Linked DNA regions of Homo sapiens: regions 2 and 3 are each linked to region 1. A link is an interaction called in ENCODE POLR2A ChIA-PET data of the cell type or tissue named here. Cell type or tissue: GM12878. All regions are shown on one strand. Each heading gives the region's core, and the rest is flanking DNA. Links, peaks and the distances in the headings are about the cores only.

Region 1 (8,076 bases), core at 1,819-6,818:
AGATTGCACCATTGCACTCCAGCCTGGTCAACAGAGCAAGACTCCGTCTCAAAAAAAAAAAAAAAAGAGAGAGAGAGAGAACATGGGGCCCACCTCGCCCCACGTGAACCAGATTCTCTGCAGATGGTTCATGGTATTTCTTTTCTTTTTTTTCCCTTCAAGTTATTGGTGGAGAAAGTTCATGGTATTTCCTAAACACTCCCCAGGAGACACTAATGTGCAGCCAGGGTTAAGAACCACTGCTCTAGATGGTGAGGTTATAGGAAACTTTTATTCCTTTTTTTTGTTTGAGGCAGAGTCTCGCTCTGTCGCCCAGGCTAGAGTACAATGGCGCAATCTCAGCTCACCGCAACCTCTGCCTCCCAGGTTCAAGCAATTCTCCTGCCTCAGCCTCCCAAGTAGCTGGGATTACAGGCGTGAGCCACCACATCTGGCTAATTTTGTATTTTTAGTAGAGACAGGGTTTCTCCATTTTGGTCAGGCTGGTCTCGAACTCCCGACCTCAGGTGATCCGCCCGCCTTGGCCTCCCAAAGTGCTAGGATTAAAGGCGTAAGCCACTGCACCTGGCCTGGAAACTTTTATTCTTATCTTTATTTATTTATGTTTTAATATTCTTATCTTTATTTTCCACATTTTCTACAATAAAAGTTTTAATAAGAGGAGAAAGGGGGCCGGGTGCAGTGGCTCATGCCTGTAATCCCAGCAGTTTGGGAGGCCGAGGTGGGTGGATCACGAGGTCAGGAGATGGAAACCATCCTGGCTAACATGGTGAAACCCCGTCTCTACTAAAAATACAAAAAAAATTAGCCAGGCGTGGTGGCGGGCACCTGTAGTCCCAGCTACTTGCGAGACTGAGGCAGGAGAATGGTGTGAACCCGGGAGGCAGAGCTTGCAGTGAGCCGAGATCGGGCCACTGCACTCCAGCCTGGGTGACAGTGCAAGACTCCATCTCAAAAAAAAAAAAAGAGGAGAAAGGGTATTTTAAACAAAACATCTCCCCTCCCCCATCCTGAACTATGAAATGTAAGATAATAACAATACAACTTTCTTTTAATGATCATATCTCCACTTGCCAAATACCATCCCATGACCAGCATAAATGTCACCTTCTCTCTGGAGCCCCTTGCACTTCCCCAACCACCAGTGACAGCTCATTTTTGTCCTCTCCTGTGGCCCACATGGCCCCTCTTTTTGGAACTTAGTTCTCTCTTTTTCTTTTCTTTTCTTTTTTTTTTTTTTGAGGCGGTGTCTCGCTCTGTTGCCTTGCCTGGGCTGGAGTGTAGTGGTGTGATCTCAGCTCACTACAACCTCTGCCTCCTGGGTTCAAGCAATTCTCATGCCTCAGCCTCCCAAGTAGCTGGGATTACAGGCACACACCAGCACGCTCGGCTAATTTTTGTATTTTTAAAAGTAGAGACAGGGATTTGCCATGTTGGCCAGGCTGCTCTTGAATTCCTGACCTCAAGTGATCTGCCCCCCTCGGCCTCCCAAAGTGCTGGGATTAGGCGTGAGCCACTGCACCTGGCTAGAGCTTAGTTCTCTAGTGTTGGTAGTTGGAGCCTGCTTTTTTGGAGGAGGTCTTTCCTATAAACCCACTCTGGAAACAGTGTCAAAGCAGGAAGTGAGAGGTTATGTTTGAGGTCCACAGTCCGGCTGGAAGAAGTGGTAGACAGAGGACCTTAGATTGTCAGGCCATTGGGCCACAGAATCAGGGCCTGGATCTGGGACAGTCCTTGGTCTCCCCTGAGGCTCTAGGCTCCTGGTTCACCTGTTCTGAATCCCTGTCTCTTGGGAGGCAGGGAGTGAGCTATTTGTGTAAGACTAAGGCCTTAGAATATGTCCCACGTTCTCTGGCATCAGACACCCCACTCAGGGGCCAAACAGAAAGCTGTGAAGGGTGGTGAGAAAAGTCTCTTCTTACACCTCCTCTCCACCACTATTTAGTACCTTGCTTTTTTAGCTTTCATGTTATATTATGACTGGTTTCCCATGTCATTAAATATTCTTCAGAAATTTAACTTTGATGATAACATATTATTCCCATTACCCATAACTTCATCATCCTCCAACTGTTCAAAAGTTAGATTATTTCTAGCTTTTACTATTACAGTATATTTAACATCACCTGGTAATTGATCTAAAAGGAATAATTAGGAATCAGTCCCCAAATTTGGAGATGGCAACCAAGAAGTCTTTTTCATTTTCCACAGTTTTCCCACATTTTTGTTTTTTTTTTCAAGAGATGCTCTGCAACTCAGGCTGCAGTGCAGTGGGATGATCATAATTCACTGTAACCTCAAATTCCTGGGCTCAGGCTCCCAAATAGCTAGGATTAATGGCGCATGCCACCATGCCAGGCTAATTTTATTTTTGTAGAGACGGGAGTCTTGCTATGTTGCCCAGGCTGGTTTTGAACTCCTGGGCTCAAGTGATCCTCTCGCCTCGACCTCCCTAAGTGCTAAGTGTTGGGTTTATAGAGATGAGCCACCATGCCTTCTTTTCTTTTTTTTTTTTAATTCTGTTTTGCAAAGAATATCCCTCTTGCCAGCATCTGAATAATATCTATCTTTACTATTATTTATGTGTGTAAATAGCTTTACAGTTCACAAAGCATTTTCTTATATAATGTCTCATCTAATCAACACAGCAACACTATGAAATAAGTTACTATTTCCATTTTACATTTGGGGAAATTAAGCTCAGAAAGGCCATGTGACATGTTCAAGATAACACATTTAGTGTCAGAGCTGGGACGTGGACCCGGGTCTTGGGACTCCCGAAACCATATCCTTTACCGTGGGCAAAGTGCTATGCTGAGGTCTTACCACACACATAGATGGCACTGGAAGAAGGGCAAGTATGGAACAGCACCCCAGGCAGAGTGGGCGATGCCACTGGTAAGATACAGAGAAAGTACTACACACAGTGGCGTTGCAAGGACAGAGCAGTTCCTCCCACAAAGGGCATGCAGTAGGCTTTGGGAAGAAACGTGGCCAAGTCGGGTCTTCAAAGGTGAATAGGATCTAGATATTCAGAATAAGAGGGCTTTCCACAGGCTCAGTGAATGGGAAAGGAAAGTGTGGCTGATTGGGGAAAGCGCTAGCACAGGGAGCAAGAGATGGGGCGTGGCTGGGGAGGAATGGAATTGTAATTCTAGCCTCACAAAGGCTAGAGCCAGCAGGGCCTTGGGATCATGTGGGGAGGAAACCAGAGATGTGTGGAACAATTTGCTGAAGGCAGAACCAGGCAGGGAAAGGGCAGGGTCAGGTTCGTACCCTTGCCTCTGGCCACCAGGGCCAATGCTCCTTCCCTGCAGTAAACCCGATTAATCTCCTCAAACTCAGGTGCCATTTCCTTGGAATAGTATTTACCGCGGGGCGCGGTGGCTCACGCCTGTAATCTCACGCTTTGGGAGGCTGAGGTGAGAGGATCCCTTGAGCCTAGGGGTTCGAGACCAGCCTGGGCAACATAGCGAGACCCTGTGGTTAAAAAAAAATTAAAATTAGCCAATAGTGGTGGCACGCGCCTGTAGTACCAGCTTCTTGGGAAGCTGAGGCAGGAGGATCACCTGTGCCCAGAGAGGGCGAGGCTGCAGTGAGCCATCATCGTGCCACTGTACTCCAGCCTGGGCGACAGTTCGAGACCTTTTCTCAAAAAAAGAAAAAAAAAAGTTGTTCAAGTTGTGTAGTGCACGGGAGGAAAGAAGTATGACAATAACATAGGACAGCAGCCGGCTCTTTTTTTCATCAGGATGTGGAGAGTGGGCGCCTTGGGAAGACGAAATTGAGTATGTGCGGGGGAGGGGTCATATGAAACAAGGTCGGGAAGGGGGCGGGGAGAGCTGGGGCTCTGGAGGAGCTTGGGGCTCGCGCTGCGGGGGAGGAAGCGCCTTCCGCGGTCGCTGGGGGGAAGTGGTTAGGAGGAAGCACGGGCAGTGGAGGGGACTGCTGGAGGGTCCCATCTGGGAAAGCAGGCACGGATGCGGGGACATTTCCGCCCGTCACCCTGGCAAAGCGCTCGCAGGGCTGGAGGGACAGAGTTCTCAGATCCAAGTAGAGAAAACCGGGAACGGTTCCGGCTCTGGGGACTGACATTCATCGCGGCAGTTTCTGGTGGCAAAACAGAGGAAACAAAGGAATGATGAAATGAACTGAGCTGCCTTCATGCCCCGGATGAATGTTCAGCCATTAGAAAAGAGTGAATCCCAGCTGGGATTTGGGGTTCCACGGTGTACTAGAAAAGCAAAACAAAGAGAAGCGCCTACTAGATGCCATCTTGGAAAACAAAAGCAAACGTGTGTGTGTGTGTGTGTGTGTGTGTGTGTGATGTTACATGGGCATGGGGAAATTACGGAAGTAAATACTAATGCTTGTGGCCGGGCGCGTGGCTGACGCCTGTAATCCCAGCACTTTGGGAGGCCGAGGCGGACGGATCACGAGGTCAGGAGATCGAGACCACGGTGAAACCCCGTCTCTACTAAAAATACAAAAAGTTAGCCGGGCGTAGTGACGGGCGCCTGTAGTCCCAGCTACACGGGAGGCTAAGGCAGGAGAATGGCGTGAACCCGGGAGGCGGAGCTTGCAGTGAGCCGAGATCGCGCCACTGCACTCCAGCCTGGGTGACAGAGCGAGACGCCGTCTCAAAAAAAAAAAAAAAAATACTAATGCTTGTGTAAATTGGGATGGTGGAAAATGAGGAAGAGGGCGGCAGGGGAATCCTTAGTACTTACAGAGAAAACGGAGCAAGTGTACAAGCACGCCAACCCCCCCGGTGCCCAAGCTCGGCGCTCACGCGGCTAGGATGACGCCCGTGGGACGCCCCAGGGGCCCTGCTCGCAGCCACTCTGCTCAGGGTCATTTATAGTCTCTCCGTTCTTTGTTAAATAAAGACGGTGAGACACGGACGGGCTGGAGCCGGCAGGGGTAGTGGAGGGCAGAGGGGACGGGTCGGGGCGCCCCTCGCTCCTGCCACGCTGCCGCCGCCCCAGACAAAGACAGCTGCGTACGGCGGGAGCGCAGGGGCGCCTGCGCGCAGGGCCTAAATCGCCTGTCCCGTCTCCCCCTGACGCCCACACACCCAAGCGGCAGCCCACTCCCCTTCTACCCCGCAGCCATTTGCTTCCCACCCCTTGATTTTCTTTTTTCTTTTCCCCTCCCCTCAGCATCCCCCCAACCTCCTCTGATACACTTTGGCTAATTGTCTAATGAATTTACCTATTCTAGGTATTTCGTATAAGTGGAATCATATAATATTCGTCCTTCTGTGTCGGCTTATTTTGCTTAGTACAAGGTTTTTTATTTTTTATTTTTTTTTCTTTGAGACACGGTCTCGTTCTGTCGCCCAGGCTGGGGCACAGTGGCGCTCAGCTCACTGCAACCTCCACCTCCGGGTTTCAAGTGATCCTCCCACCTCAGCCTCCCAAATAGCTGGGACTACAGGTGCGCTGCCACCACTGCCTAGCTAATTTTTGTATTTTTGGTAGAGACCAGGTTTCGCCATGTTGCCCACGCTGGTCTCCAGCTCCTTAGCTCAAACGATCCTCCTGCCACAGCCTCCCAAAGTGCTGTAATTACAGGCGTGTGAGCCACCATGCCCGGCCACTTAGCATAATCTTTTCAAGGTTCATCCCTGCTGCAGCACGTATGAGAACTTCATTTCTTTTATTGTATTTGTGGTAATATGTACACAACATAAAGCTTATTTTAATCAATTTTTAAGTGTACAGTTTAGTGGCACTAAATAGTCACGTGGTTGTGCACTCACCACCATCATCCATCTCTAGAACTCTTCCATCATCCTAAACTGAAACTCTGTACCCGTGAAACAACTCCCTCATTCCCCTCTACCCAGCTCCTGGCAACCACCATTCTACTTTCTGTCCCTGTGCACTTGGGAGCATCACCTTTCTGGGACATCTGCAACGGTTCTCTGGAGGATTGTCTCCCCTTTTTTAAAAATTTATTTTCTTTTCTTTCTTTCTTTTTTTTTTTTGGTAGAGAAGGGGTTTCACTTCATTGCCCAGGCTGGTGTCCAACTTCTGGGCTCAAGGAATCTGCCTGCCTTGGCTTCCCAAAGTGTTGGGATTACAAGCATGAGCCACTGTGCCCCGCCTGTGGTCTCATTTTGGAGGGCAAGAGGGATAGAGATAGCCATAACCTGGAGAATATTGAGATGTGGACAACAAGGATGACAAAATTTGGTCCTATGAGAAATCATCTGTGAGGAAGAGTGGAGAGAACTGAGCTTGTTCAAGACAGTGAGGTCCTGGGATGATCTCAATTCATGTAAGAAAACCAGGAAGCAAGGAGGTTTCAGTTTATCAACAGATTTAAAAGGCGCAAGCCTTTTGATATAACTAGAGAAGAGAAGACTCAGGTGATCACACAGACTGTCTTCACCCAAGTGAAGGATGATTATGTAGGAAAGTGGATAGAAGATGCTGTCAACAGAAATGTAAACAGAATCATGTTAACAATTTTTCAGTAGGCACTTTTTTTTTTTTTTTTGAGATGGAGTCTTGCTCTGTTGCCCAGGCTGGTGTGCAGTGGTGCGATCTTGGCTCACTGCAGCCTCCTGGGTTCAAGCGATTCTCCTGCCTCAGCCTTCCGGGTGGCTGGGATTACAGGCATGCCATCATGCCCGGCTAATTTTTGTATTTTTAGTAGAGACAGAGTTTCACCTTGTTGGTCAGGATGGTCTCAAAACTCTTGACCTCAGGTGATCTGCCTGCCTCAGCCTCCCAAAGTGCTGAGATTACAGGCGTAAGCCATCACACCTGGCCAATTTTTAAATTAATAATGAGAGGCTGGGCATGGTGGCACACACCTGTGATTCCAGCTACTCAGAAGGCTGAGGTGGGAGGATCGTTTGAGCCCAGGAAGTTGAGGCTGCAGTGAGCTGTGTTCACACTAGTGCACTCCAGCCTGGGTGACAAAGCAAGACCCTGTTGAAAAAAAAATTTTTTAATAATGAGATATCTGACATTCTTTTTTTTACACTTGGTCTCTGAAATCAGGCTGGCTACATGTGAAGTGCTCTATAGCTACCTGCGGTCACTGTATTGGACAGTGCAGGGTTGGAAACTGGACTTAGGAGTCAGGGCTGGGTTCAAGCCCCACATTCCATCCCTTACTAGGCTGGGTAACTAGGCACATTACTTAGCCTCTCCTATTTCTGTTTCTTCATCTACAAAATGAAACTAAAAATAGTACCTACTTTATAGGGTAATTTTGTGGATTAATGGCACATGAAGCATATGGTGCATGTTCAGTAAATGTTGGCGATTATTAGCAGTAAATTTGGTGGTTATTGAATTAGTGACATTGCAGTATCACTGTTAGGGTGACCTCCATTCCCATCAGATGATGTGGCTTGAAGCTATTCCAAACGGGCAAGGTTAAAAAACAATAGGCAAACTGGGAAAACCTATTTGCAACACACATGAAAACAAAATGTTGTTATTCTTGCTATGTAGGAAGTGCTTGCAAATAAATAAGAAAATGAATACCAATGGAAAATTCAAAAGAAACAAACATCTGAAGTGATTTTTTTTAAAGACCCACTTTAAATAAGTTCAACTCTCCTTGGAATCAGACATAAAAATAAACAAAAGACATTTTTTGTTGTTGTTGAGTAACAGATCAACAGCCAGAATTTGGTGGCACCTAATATTGAAGAAGGTGTGGGGAGATACCTTCTCTTTTTAAATAAAGATTTCCTGAAGTTTCCATTGTTATATCTGACCACAGACTATCCAGAGAAACAAGCTGAGTTCTTGCTTCAAGGAGGAACTAGCCAGAGAGCCTTTTCTACCCACTTTTTCCCTTGTCCAGATAAAGCTAAACAGCCAACAAACCCCTCCTAGCAAGTTGACTTTTTTCTTGTCATGTGTGCAGACTCTGCACATTAGCTTTGCTAATAGTCCTTTACCACAGGTGTTGACATTTCACGTGGCTTGAAATAGCCCCCAGCATTGTTCTACATTTGGACAGGGCTGACATACTTAAGCCACAATACCCCCAGAATATTATTAGGCTTCTGGCTACCTCCTTCAGGAATGTTTTATCTGCCAGCAG
Region 2 (5,000 bases), core at 1-5,000, 150 kb before region 1:
ATCTAAGAGGGTTTATTTGAGTTTCTCACCACTTTGGGGTGTGTTTGAAAATTTCCCATAGTAAAAAGTAAATAATAAGTAAGCAAAGGCTGTGCCAAGACCCTCCCCAGCCTGGTCTGCCCAGCTCTTGGCCCACTCCTGGGCCGTCTGCATGGGCCTGAGTCTTGGGCACTGGAACCCCTGGTCGCTGGGGACAAGCAGTCCCGACTGTGGCTCAGTGTCCCTGGTCTGTGTGGCGGCTGCTGAACGGACTCTCCCCTGCAGCATGGGCGTCTCCCAGGGCAGCCGCTCCAGCCTTGCACCCTCCCGCCTCGTGTCATGTACACTCTTTTCCTGAATCTCCAAATTCTCACTCTCCGTGGGTTCCCTGCCTTTATCCAAATTAGCACTCATGAGACTTTCACATCTTAAAAAAGAAAACCCTCACATGATCCTGTATCTCCTTGGTCAATGACCACTTGTTGCCTTCCTTGACAGGCAGTTTCTAGAAGGGTTGGTCCACACTCACAGGGCCAAGGTGCACAGATGCCCCACTGTGGGGCAGGTGGAGGCTGAGGCATAGCCTGCACTCCTCTTGCCAAGCCTATGTGCCAGAACGAGGGGTTGAATCTGCCTGGAGGAAGGGGTGCCCCTTTCTAATTTGCACACGGTGTGGCATGGTCCGAGGCAGCCCGCTTACACTCTGCCTCATGGTGTTACCTCCATTCACACACAAAGCCTCACCGCCCTCTGCCGTCAGCCTTGCCAGGGACATTGGCGGTTCCCCGAGGCTGCAGTCTGGCCCTCTCAGCCTCAAGGACTCTGGCCTTCTGAAGCCCTCGCACTGCTGTTTTCCTCCTAGGTCTTCTCTGCGCCTTTGGTTTCTGTATCCCAAGTTTCTGGGTCTTCTGCCACTACGACCACTCCCCTCTGTCCTTTGTGGGTTCCTCTCTCCCTGGATACTCACAGATGTGGCTCCCTGAGGCTCTGTCTACAGGCCATTCCCCCTCATTCCACACACTCTCCAGGCCAGGGACACCCCTCTCTGCACCGCTTACCCATCCTCTCCCCACTGCCCCAGCTGCCCACCTTACATGTCTGCCTACGAGTCCACTTTCAACAGTGAACATGCTGTCTTCTCACCAGACACCCTCTGCCTCCTGTGTTTTTTGTTTGTTTCGTCACCTAGGCTGAAATGCCATGGCTCCCTGAAGCCTTGACCTCCCGGGCTGAAGCAATCCTCCCACCTCAGCTCCAGTTCCACCTTAGAGGGGATCAGAGGTGCACACCACCACATCTGCCTAATTCTCTTAAATTTTTTTTTTTTTTTGGTAAAGACAGGGTCTCCCTACATTGCCCAGGCTGGTCTCTAACTCCTGGGCTCAAGCAATCCTCCCGCCTTGGCCTCCCAAAGTGCCAGGATTACAGGCATGAGCCACCACACCTGGCTCTCTGTGTTCTTTATCTGGCAATGGCACTACTATCTAGCCAGCCCTCGGAGTCACAGACACAGGGGGCTTCCTCACCTCCACCCCTTTCTCACGGCCCCACCTGGACTGCTGGGTCGCCAGTGCCCTCAGCTCCTCCTCCTGAGTCTCTCTCCTGCCTCCATGCCTCTTCACACCCTGGCCTCAGGGCACCCTGCTGAGGTCGGTAGTCATCCTACAGGACTCCTTGCCTCCTGCCTCCTCTCCATTAATCCACCCTCCTCAGGCCACCAGAGTCATCTTCCAAAGATGTAAGTCTGCTCATGCCATTCTGCTCAAAATTCCTCCATGGCTCTTCATCCCAAAATAAAATCTTGACACCCAACAAGACTCACGAAGTCCCCCTCCCTAGTTCATGCTCTACCTATACAAAATGGCGTGTAGCTCCCCAAACAGGACGGGCTTTCTCATACCTTTTCACAAGCCACTCAGCCAGATGAGCCCTCTGACACCCCTGTTCTCCTGGCAAACACTGAGAAGTCAACTAAGACACTACCACCTCCAGGAAGTCTCCTTTGATTTCCCTAGCAAACTCAGGGTCTCCCTCCTCTAAGGTGCTATCATAAGGGACTGCCAGGCCCAGCTCCTCTCTGAGTTGCAGCACTGGTACAGTCTAAACATGAAAGTCCCGGTGTTTCTTGGCCTTTGGTCTCATCCACAACCTGCACATCCTCCAGCCCAGGCTGTCCTCACCTTTTTCCCATGAAGCATTGCCTGATCTTCCTCAGCAATTGCTTCTGCCTCGATGGCTTTGAATATCAGGCCTGGCAGTGCTCTTTAACTGCAGATGAGCAGCATTCAAAGTTGCCTTTTTTTGGCCGGGCACAGTGGCTCATGCCTGTAATCCCAACACTTTGGAAGGCCGAGGCGGGCAGATCACCTGAGGTCAGGAGTTCGAGACCAGCCTGGCCAACATGGTGAAACCCTGTCTCTACTAAAAATACAAAAATTTGCCAAGTGTGGTGGTGGGCACCTGCAATCCCAGCTACTTGGGAGGCTGAGGCAGGAGAATTGCTTGAACCTGGGAGGTGGAGGTTGCAGTGAGCTGAGATCATGTCACTGGACTCCAGCTTGGGTGACAGAGTAAGACTCTGCCTCAAAAAAAAAAAGTTGCTTTTTTTTACTGTACTCATAGTAAGAAAGACATTTTTCATCATAATCCAGTACACATATCCATGAAGATATATGTAGCTAAAACAAAATGTATTTACTATGTGTAATATACTCTGATATTTTCTATTTGGGGCCACTTCTTTTTTAACTCTTTTAATGACACTGAAAACTAATCTCCCAACCCACTAATTGATCCCCACCCACCATTTGGAAAACTGCTATAGCCAGCAGGGATGACTAAGGGCTCCCAGCAAGGGATCAATGTGATTAGAATAGAACGTTAGGACCCTGCCTCTCAAATGTTCTAAGGCGCAGGATCGTTTTGTAAATTTCCAATCTGTCACATACTTTACTATTTAAAAACACAATAAGAATGAATTATCTGAAGGTAAAATAACAAAGATATTTAAAAATGCAAGTCTAGATTCATTATAATTAGATTCAACAGACAGTGCGGGGTGCTAAGAGCATCAGGTGCAAGAATGTTTGGGGAGGCCGGAGATGTGAGGCGGCTTTGCCAGCCTTAGGATGCCCACAAGCCCTTGACATGTAGCCAAGCCAGCCCTGCCAATCTCCGTCCTGGAGCATTTGAACTTGCATCATCTGGGGGAGCTTTGCTGAGGAGAAAGGTGCCTCTGCGCAGTCTTTGGCCTTGTCAAGAGGGCCAGGCTGCCTAAATTCAACTCCTGACTCAGCCACTAACTGGCTGCAAGCTGTGGACAAATGACTTAATTCTTTCAAGCCTTGGTTTCCTCCTAGGATTGTCCTGGGAGATTATTCAAGCAATCCGTACCATGGGGCTTAGCCAGTACTGCACCTGGTTACACTCGACCCTCTTGCTTTCATGGCTGTGATTCGGTTGCTGTCTTCTAGGTTTTCTTTACCATTTTTTTTTTTTGAGACGGAGTCTCACACTGTCACCCAGGCTGGAGTGCAGTGGCGCGATCTCGGCTCACTGCAACCTCCGCCTCCCGGGTTCAAGAGATTCTCCTGCCTCAGCCTCCCCAGTCGCTGAGATTATAGGCGCCCACCACCACGCCTGGCTAATTTTTTGTATTTTTAGTAGACATGGAGTTTCACTATGTTGGTCAGGCTGGTCTCCAACTCTTGACCTCGTGATCCTCCTGCCTCAGCCTCCCAAAGTTATGGGATTACAGATGTGAGCCACCGTGCCCGGCCCTTTTTTTTTTTTTCAAGATGGAGTCTTGCTCTGTCGCCCAGGCTGGAGTGCAGTGGCGTGATCTCGGCTCACTGCAACGTCTGTCTCCCAGGTTCAAGTGATTCTCCTGCCTCAGCTTCCCAAGTAGCTGGGATTACAGGCTCCCGCCACCATGCCCGGCTATTTTTTGTAATTTTAGTAGAGACGGGGTTTCACCACGTTCGCAGGACTGATCTGGAACTCCTGACCTCAGGTGATCTGCCTGCCTCAGCCTCCTAAAGTGCTGGGATTACAGGCGTGAGCCATTCGCCGGGCCTGCCGTCCTCTCGGTTTTCATGAGTGTTCTGCAGTCCTCCTTACTCTTCCTCGTCCTCCCTGGTCCCTTTTCTTGGCCCCACACTGACTACTCTACTCAGGCCAAACCTTCACCCTTCCTCACTTCTCCACCTCCTGCTTGCAGAAGATGGCTTGCGTCCTGCTTGGCAGAGAAATGGCGAGCTCTCACTCCACCCTATCCCAGGTTTTCTTCACTTCTCATCCCTTTTCAGGGACTCTGTGCCTGGCCAGGCTAATCCTTCCACCTGAGGCCCCCTCCAACCTCCTCAGTAGCCTCTTTCCATCAGCCATTCCCACCCTCTTCTGGGAATCTTTCCAGAGTCAAATCTCTGGCCACTCCTCAGACTAAGGCAACCTGCCCAGTAGTATGCTGGTAGATGTTTAATTAACAATGAGCTCTCTGGGGAAAATGCATGCATATATACACATACATACATTTATGATAAATTTTATTGACATAAAGGATGGCTAATAATTTACAAATAATAAAAAATATATACTACTCTTTACTGTAAATTGCATATGGCCAGTTGGGTCTTACAGGATGCTTTCATTGATTTTTGCCAACCTGCTGAATCTATAACCAGCCTACAGTTGTAACTGATAAATGAATGTAGTTCCAACATGAATGTTAACTGATATTTTTGTTTGTACCAACTAGCAAGAAAAAAGTGAAGCCAGAAAGACAGATGTTGGAACTTCACTTGTTGTTTTTTTTTTACAGAATGGGTTGCCCAGAACTTGGAGTGCAGTGGAATGTTCATAGCTCACTGTAACCACAAACGCCTGGGCTCAAGAGATCCTCCTGCCTCAGATAGTGCACACCACGCCCAGCTAACTTTTTTATTTTTTGTAGAGAACTGGTTTAGTTATATTGCCCAGGCTGGTCTTGGACTCCTGGCCTCGAGCAATCCTCCCGCCTGGAC
Region 3 (5,000 bases), core at 1-5,000, 340 kb before region 1:
GGTTGCAGTGAGCCAAGATTGCACCGCTGCACTCTAGCCTGGGCAACAGAGCAACACTCTGCCTCAAAAAAAAAAAAAAAAAAAAAAAAAAGGAAAGAGAAGTCAGAATGAATCCTTTTTTTTTTAATGAAATAAGGGGAGCCAAGTAATGATTTATATTGTGGAAAGAGCTTGAAAATTATGTTTGTAAAAGCTATTTGTCAAAAGATAAAGATGTCTAGTTATGTAAAAAATAAAATAAAATAAATAAATGTGTCGTCTATCTCTCCTGGTAGACTATAAATGCCTTGACAGCAGGTTCATTGTCTTATCCACTGCATTATCTCTATCAGTGCCTGGAGAGGTGCTGTGAGAGGTCATGTAGGAACATTTGGTGATTGAATGAGTAAATCTACACAGTCCATGAGTCACTACTTCTGATAAAGTCTTCCTTCCAGACATCCCCCATATATCATATTCCAGTGCCACACCCTGCCCAAGCTTTTGCCTCTACCCATCTGTTCCTGTAGCTGTCTCTCAAGCCTTCTTAACTCCTTCTCTCTCACTCCAGTCTCTCTCTTTCCAGTTTACCCTATAGTAAAGTACAGTACCTTGTTAAAGCTTTTCTTTTATTATGGCATTTGTCTGCAAATAACAAAAAACTTTCCACAGTATTCCCATGACCTATGGTATTCTGTAGCCAGACTCCTCAGCCGGCCGTGCAAGGCCCATACCATTCAGTTCACTTTGGCTTTTCCAACCTTGTTTCTGAGCCTTCCCTGGAATGAGCCCTCTGCTGTCACTCCCGCATTTCCTCATTATTCCTGAAACTGCAGCTCATTCCCACCTCTGTACCTTTGCTCAGGGTGTGTCCCAGGACTAGTTGGTTCTCCCCTTAGTTGAACCCCCAGGTAATAGGGGGTAAGTCGGCAATGAATGATGGGAAACAGGAAGAATGAAACTGGAAGGTAAAAAGCAAATGTGATCAAACAAGGCCTAAATGGTAATCAGGTGGGTTAAGAAGGACTTAGTTATCATCAAAAGGCACACTGCTTGGTCAGATTATCTAGACCAGTGCTTTTCAAACTACTGTGCAGGCAAATGTTTGGGGAATCTTGTAAAAATGCAGATTCTGGGAGTAGGTGTGGGGTAGGGACCTGAGATTCTGCTTTTTTTCTATCTCTCTCTTTTGAGACAGTGTCTCACTCTGTCACCCAGACTGGAGTGCAGTGGCATGATCTTGGCTCGCTGCAACCTCCACCTCCCAGGCTCAAGTGATTCTCCTGCCTCAGCCTCCCAAGTATCTGGAATTACAGGCGTGTGCCACTACCCCCCAGCTAATTTTTATATTTTTAGTAGAGATGGGGTTTCACCATGTGGGCCAGGCTGGTCTCAAACTCCTGACCTCAAATGATCCACCTGCCTCAGCCTCCTAAAGTGCTGGGATTACAGGCGTGAGCCACCACGCCCAGCCAGGTTCTGCATTTTTAACAAGTTCCCAGGAATGCATGTACTCCTGGTTCTAGGATGACTCTTTGAGTATCAAGGATCTAACTAAACTCTGAGAAGAGGAGCCTTATCCAGGTGGTTCGCACCTGTAGTCCCAGTGACTCGGGAGGCTGAGGCAGGAGGATCGCTTGAGTCCAGGAGTTCGAGGCTGCAGAGGGCTATGATTGCACCACTGCACTCCAGCCTGGACAATGGAGGGAGACCCTGACTCAAAAAAACAAGAAAAGAGAAGGTGCCTTGTTTATATGACTTAGATATGGGAATAGGAGGTGGTGGGCTGCCATTAGGGGACTGTTTATGTGTCATGAGAACTCCACAAGAGTCCTAGACTACAGTGAAGACATTTCTTGCATTCTGAACAACTGAAAAAAATGTGTGATGATGATGAAAGAGGGGGTGCTGAAAACCGAGGACAAAGTTGAGTGTATAAGCCTGCAGCTTAAAGGGAAGAAAATCTTTAATCCTAGAATGGTGGCGGTGAAAATCGCCACTGGGAAACGAAAAGATTCTAATGTTGGTTGGGCTGCCGGCCTGTCATTACACACACACAAACACACTCACACAGATGCACACACAGAGGGGAGGCTGGTATGCTGTACTTTCCTCTGATGCAGTTGGATTATCTCTTTTCTCAAAGGGGGAACCTCTTCTGATCTGCTGTAACATTCAGTTCAGAATCTGTGTCCAGCTTGAGTACAAGTATTGGTACTTAACCTAACAAAACAATAGGAATCCTTTCTGTAGTGTGTATCTCCAAACAGAAGAACAGGTGGGAAAATATTTTACCAGTGTGATAAAGTTGACTTTTTTTAACAGTTTCTCTAATTAGCCCATTCCTTGTATCTTTGGCTAATCAGTAACTGGCCTTTTGATTAAGTTGGGTGTCATTTCCTCATGGCTTAGCTTCATGCAAACTGCAAGTTATCCTGATTAATGATTTTAATGCCATTTCCTTCATCACAGTAATTTCCCCTCTGCTTTTATCACAGAAGAACTTCTGCTTGGGTGGCTGAACTCTGATCTTGACCTAGAGTCATGGCCATGGTAAGTTGTGAAATACCTCAACCCTATCTGGTGCCAGCTGCCAACAGGTACAGAATGTGGGCTCAGCAACTGTTAGCTTAAACAAAGCATTGTTTACTCAACAGAGGGGAAGGAGGAGGACATGAAAAGGCAGGTCTATTTCTAAACATCATTTAAATTTCTTTTAGGGGTGGTAAGCAACTTGACCTTGAAAACTGATTCAAAGAGAGAATTCTTTGAATTCTTTTAACATCCTGAGAATATAGAAACAAGTTGTAATTTTCTGTCTGCAGAAGCGCTACATGTTTATTTTAGAACATTTAAAAAGGAAAAACTAAAAATTCTTTAGGTTCTACCACCTGAAGAGGACTGCTATCGATACTCTGAGGTAGCCACATCATTTCAGGCTCATCAAGAGGGGTGTTTCTTAACAATATGGGTGTGTTGGCTGCCTCCTGCTTTAGACAGTAATCAGACACCTTGGACCTTGGTTATTTGCTCTTTGGAACAAGCATCGAATTGAATCCCTTTGAGAGTTCTGTAAAGTTCAGCTCTGAGGTGGAAGCTGAGCCTCTTAGCTGAAAACATGGCTGTACCTAAGGCTGGACATCTGCTCTCCTTCTCTTGCCCAAATACGGTTTCTGAATAGACAAGTAATTCTGATCCGTGGTCTTCTGGAGGAAGCAATAATAGAAGTAGAAATCTTATACCTAGAGAGGAACTGGAGAGCCTGACAGCTTGAGATGCCTTCCTTTAGGAAGATGGGTGTGTAAAGTAAACTATCCTGAACAAAGAGTAATATACTCTTAATTTCTTTTGCATTAGATATTCCAGAATTTTCTTCATGATCTCTGACAGTCAAAGGCTTATTCATGTGTGCCCCAAATCTCTCATGCTTTAGTTTAAAATCATTTTCTTGCTGATTGATTCTCCCTGGCCATGGAGAATTTTTTTAAAAATATTTACGTATTTTTATTTTTTATAGAGATGAGGGGCTCGCTATGTTGCCCAAGCTGGTCTCAAACTCCTGGCCTCAAGCGATCCTCCCACCTTGGCCTCCCAAAGTTCTGGGATTACAGGCATGAGCCACTGTGCCTAGCCAACGTGGAGAATATTTATTCAGAAATGCTTATGGTGCCCCTACTTTGTGGCAGATGTGGGACTAGGACTCAGAATTAATGAGATGCTCTTCCTGTCTTCAGCAGGCTCACAGCTTTCCTACAAATGAAGACTGTAATCAAGTGGCCCTTTGTGTGCTTTCCACTCGGAGAAAATTACCTCAGTTGCTCTCATCTTTCCTCCTAAAACCTGTTTTTCTATCATGACTATTATTTATTGACAGATAAAGGACATTTTAAAAAGAAAATCACACTATACAGTCGCAACATTGGAAACACCAACTATTTGCCATTTTTTAATTTTAGACCTTACTCATATGTATAATGATTTTTAAATAAGAGTAATAAGAGCATAAATAATAGTTTTGTAGCTTTCCTTGTACCCCACTTAGTATAGGAAAATAGGAAACAAGTTATTCACTCTGATCTTATGCTTTATCTCTTCTCTATGCTAATGAGATAATGTAATGTTTATATTACATTTCATATCATTAAAATTATTTACTCTAGTGGTTATGAGTGTTTTAATTTTCTTCTTAATTTATTTTTATTTTTATTTTTTTTGAGACAGAGTCTCAATCTGTTGCCCAGGCTGGAGAGCAGTGGCGCGATCTTGGCTCACTACCACCTCCGTCGTAGGTTTAAGCGGTTCCCCTGCCTCAGCCTCCTGAGTAGCTGGGATTACAGGCGCTCGCCACCACGCCTGACTAATTTTTTGTATTTTTGGTAGAGACAGGGTTTCACTGTGTTGGCCAGGCTGGTCTCGAACTCCTGACCTCATGATCTGCCCGCCTCGGCCTCCCAAAGTGCTGGGATTACGGGCGTGAGCCACCGCGCCCAGCTTTCTTCTTAATTTTTAAAAAATTTTCCAAATTCTCTATAATATTTTTTAAATCATTGTATTCAAGATTTTAAAACATGTTTTATGGAGGTATAATTGGCATATAGTGAAATGCACATCCTTTAAGGTTACTGGTCGTTAAGTTTTGACAAATACATATATATACCCACATAACCTACTCTCATATCAAGGTAGGACATTTTATCATTCCTAGAAGCTCCTCCATGCCCGTTTCATATTAACTCCCCTTCCCACCCTCCACTCCACACAAGAAATGCAACTGCTGTTCTGAGTGTTATCATAAGTTAGTTTTGCCTGTTCTAGAACATCCTATATATTGAATCATAGAGTAGGTACTCTTTTGTGTCTGACTTCTTTTTCTGGGCATTATATTCTTTTGCAATTCATCCGTATTGTTGCATCAGTAGTTTTGTTCCTCCATTCCTTTTTATTGTTCATTAGTATTCCATTGTATTGTACTCTGATCTTTTTGGCATGTATCTTCTTCATTATTAATGTAATAACAATAT

Evidence for each region. Peaks named below come from ENCODE experiments on the same cell type or tissue, not always from the same donor. Only the 100,000 strongest peaks of a DNase experiment are listed, where the experiment ranks them.
Region 2: POLR2A ChIA-PET joins it to region 1 with 5 read pairs; 8 of 35 experiments call an interaction of 5 or more read pairs at or near these places.
Region 3: POLR2A ChIA-PET joins it to region 1 with 5 read pairs; 3 of 35 experiments call an interaction of 5 or more read pairs at or near these places.

The regions. Positions count from the first base shown.
Region 1 is chr2:70,120,316-70,128,391 of GRCh38, forward strand. LINC01816 (long intergenic non-protein coding RNA 1816) reads right to left here and starts at 5,001. Exons shown (of 2, transcript NR_024444.1): 1 at 4,731-5,001; 2 at 3,721-4,110. RefSeq lists enhancers at 769-868, 2,684-3,489, 3,490-4,295 and a silencer at 4,622-4,916. In GM12878, for the core only: no CTCF peak of the experiment used is centred there; no DNase peak of the experiment used is centred there; H3K4me3 peaks cover 2,363 bases; H3K27ac peaks cover 5,000 bases.
Region 2 is chr2:69,968,603-69,973,602 of GRCh38, forward strand. The region is part of intron 9 of PCBP1-AS1 (PCBP1 antisense RNA 1); the gene reads right to left. It also overlaps a transcript of ASPRV1 not described here. Among named protein-coding and RNA genes, the nearest start is that of ASPRV1, 9.5 kb to the left of the region's middle. RefSeq lists an enhancer at 3,551-4,428. In GM12878, for the core only: no CTCF peak of the experiment used is centred there; no DNase peak of the experiment used is centred there.
Region 3 is chr2:69,779,043-69,784,042 of GRCh38, forward strand. It overlaps ANXA4 (annexin A4), which reads left to right. Exons shown (of 13, transcript NM_001153.5): 2 at 2,478-2,532. The coding sequence starts at 2,524. Among named protein-coding and RNA genes, the nearest start is that of SMANTIS, 17 kb to the right of the region's middle. In GM12878, for the core only: no CTCF peak of the experiment used is centred there; no DNase peak of the experiment used is centred there; H3K4me3 peaks cover 425 bases; H3K27ac peaks cover 1,082 bases.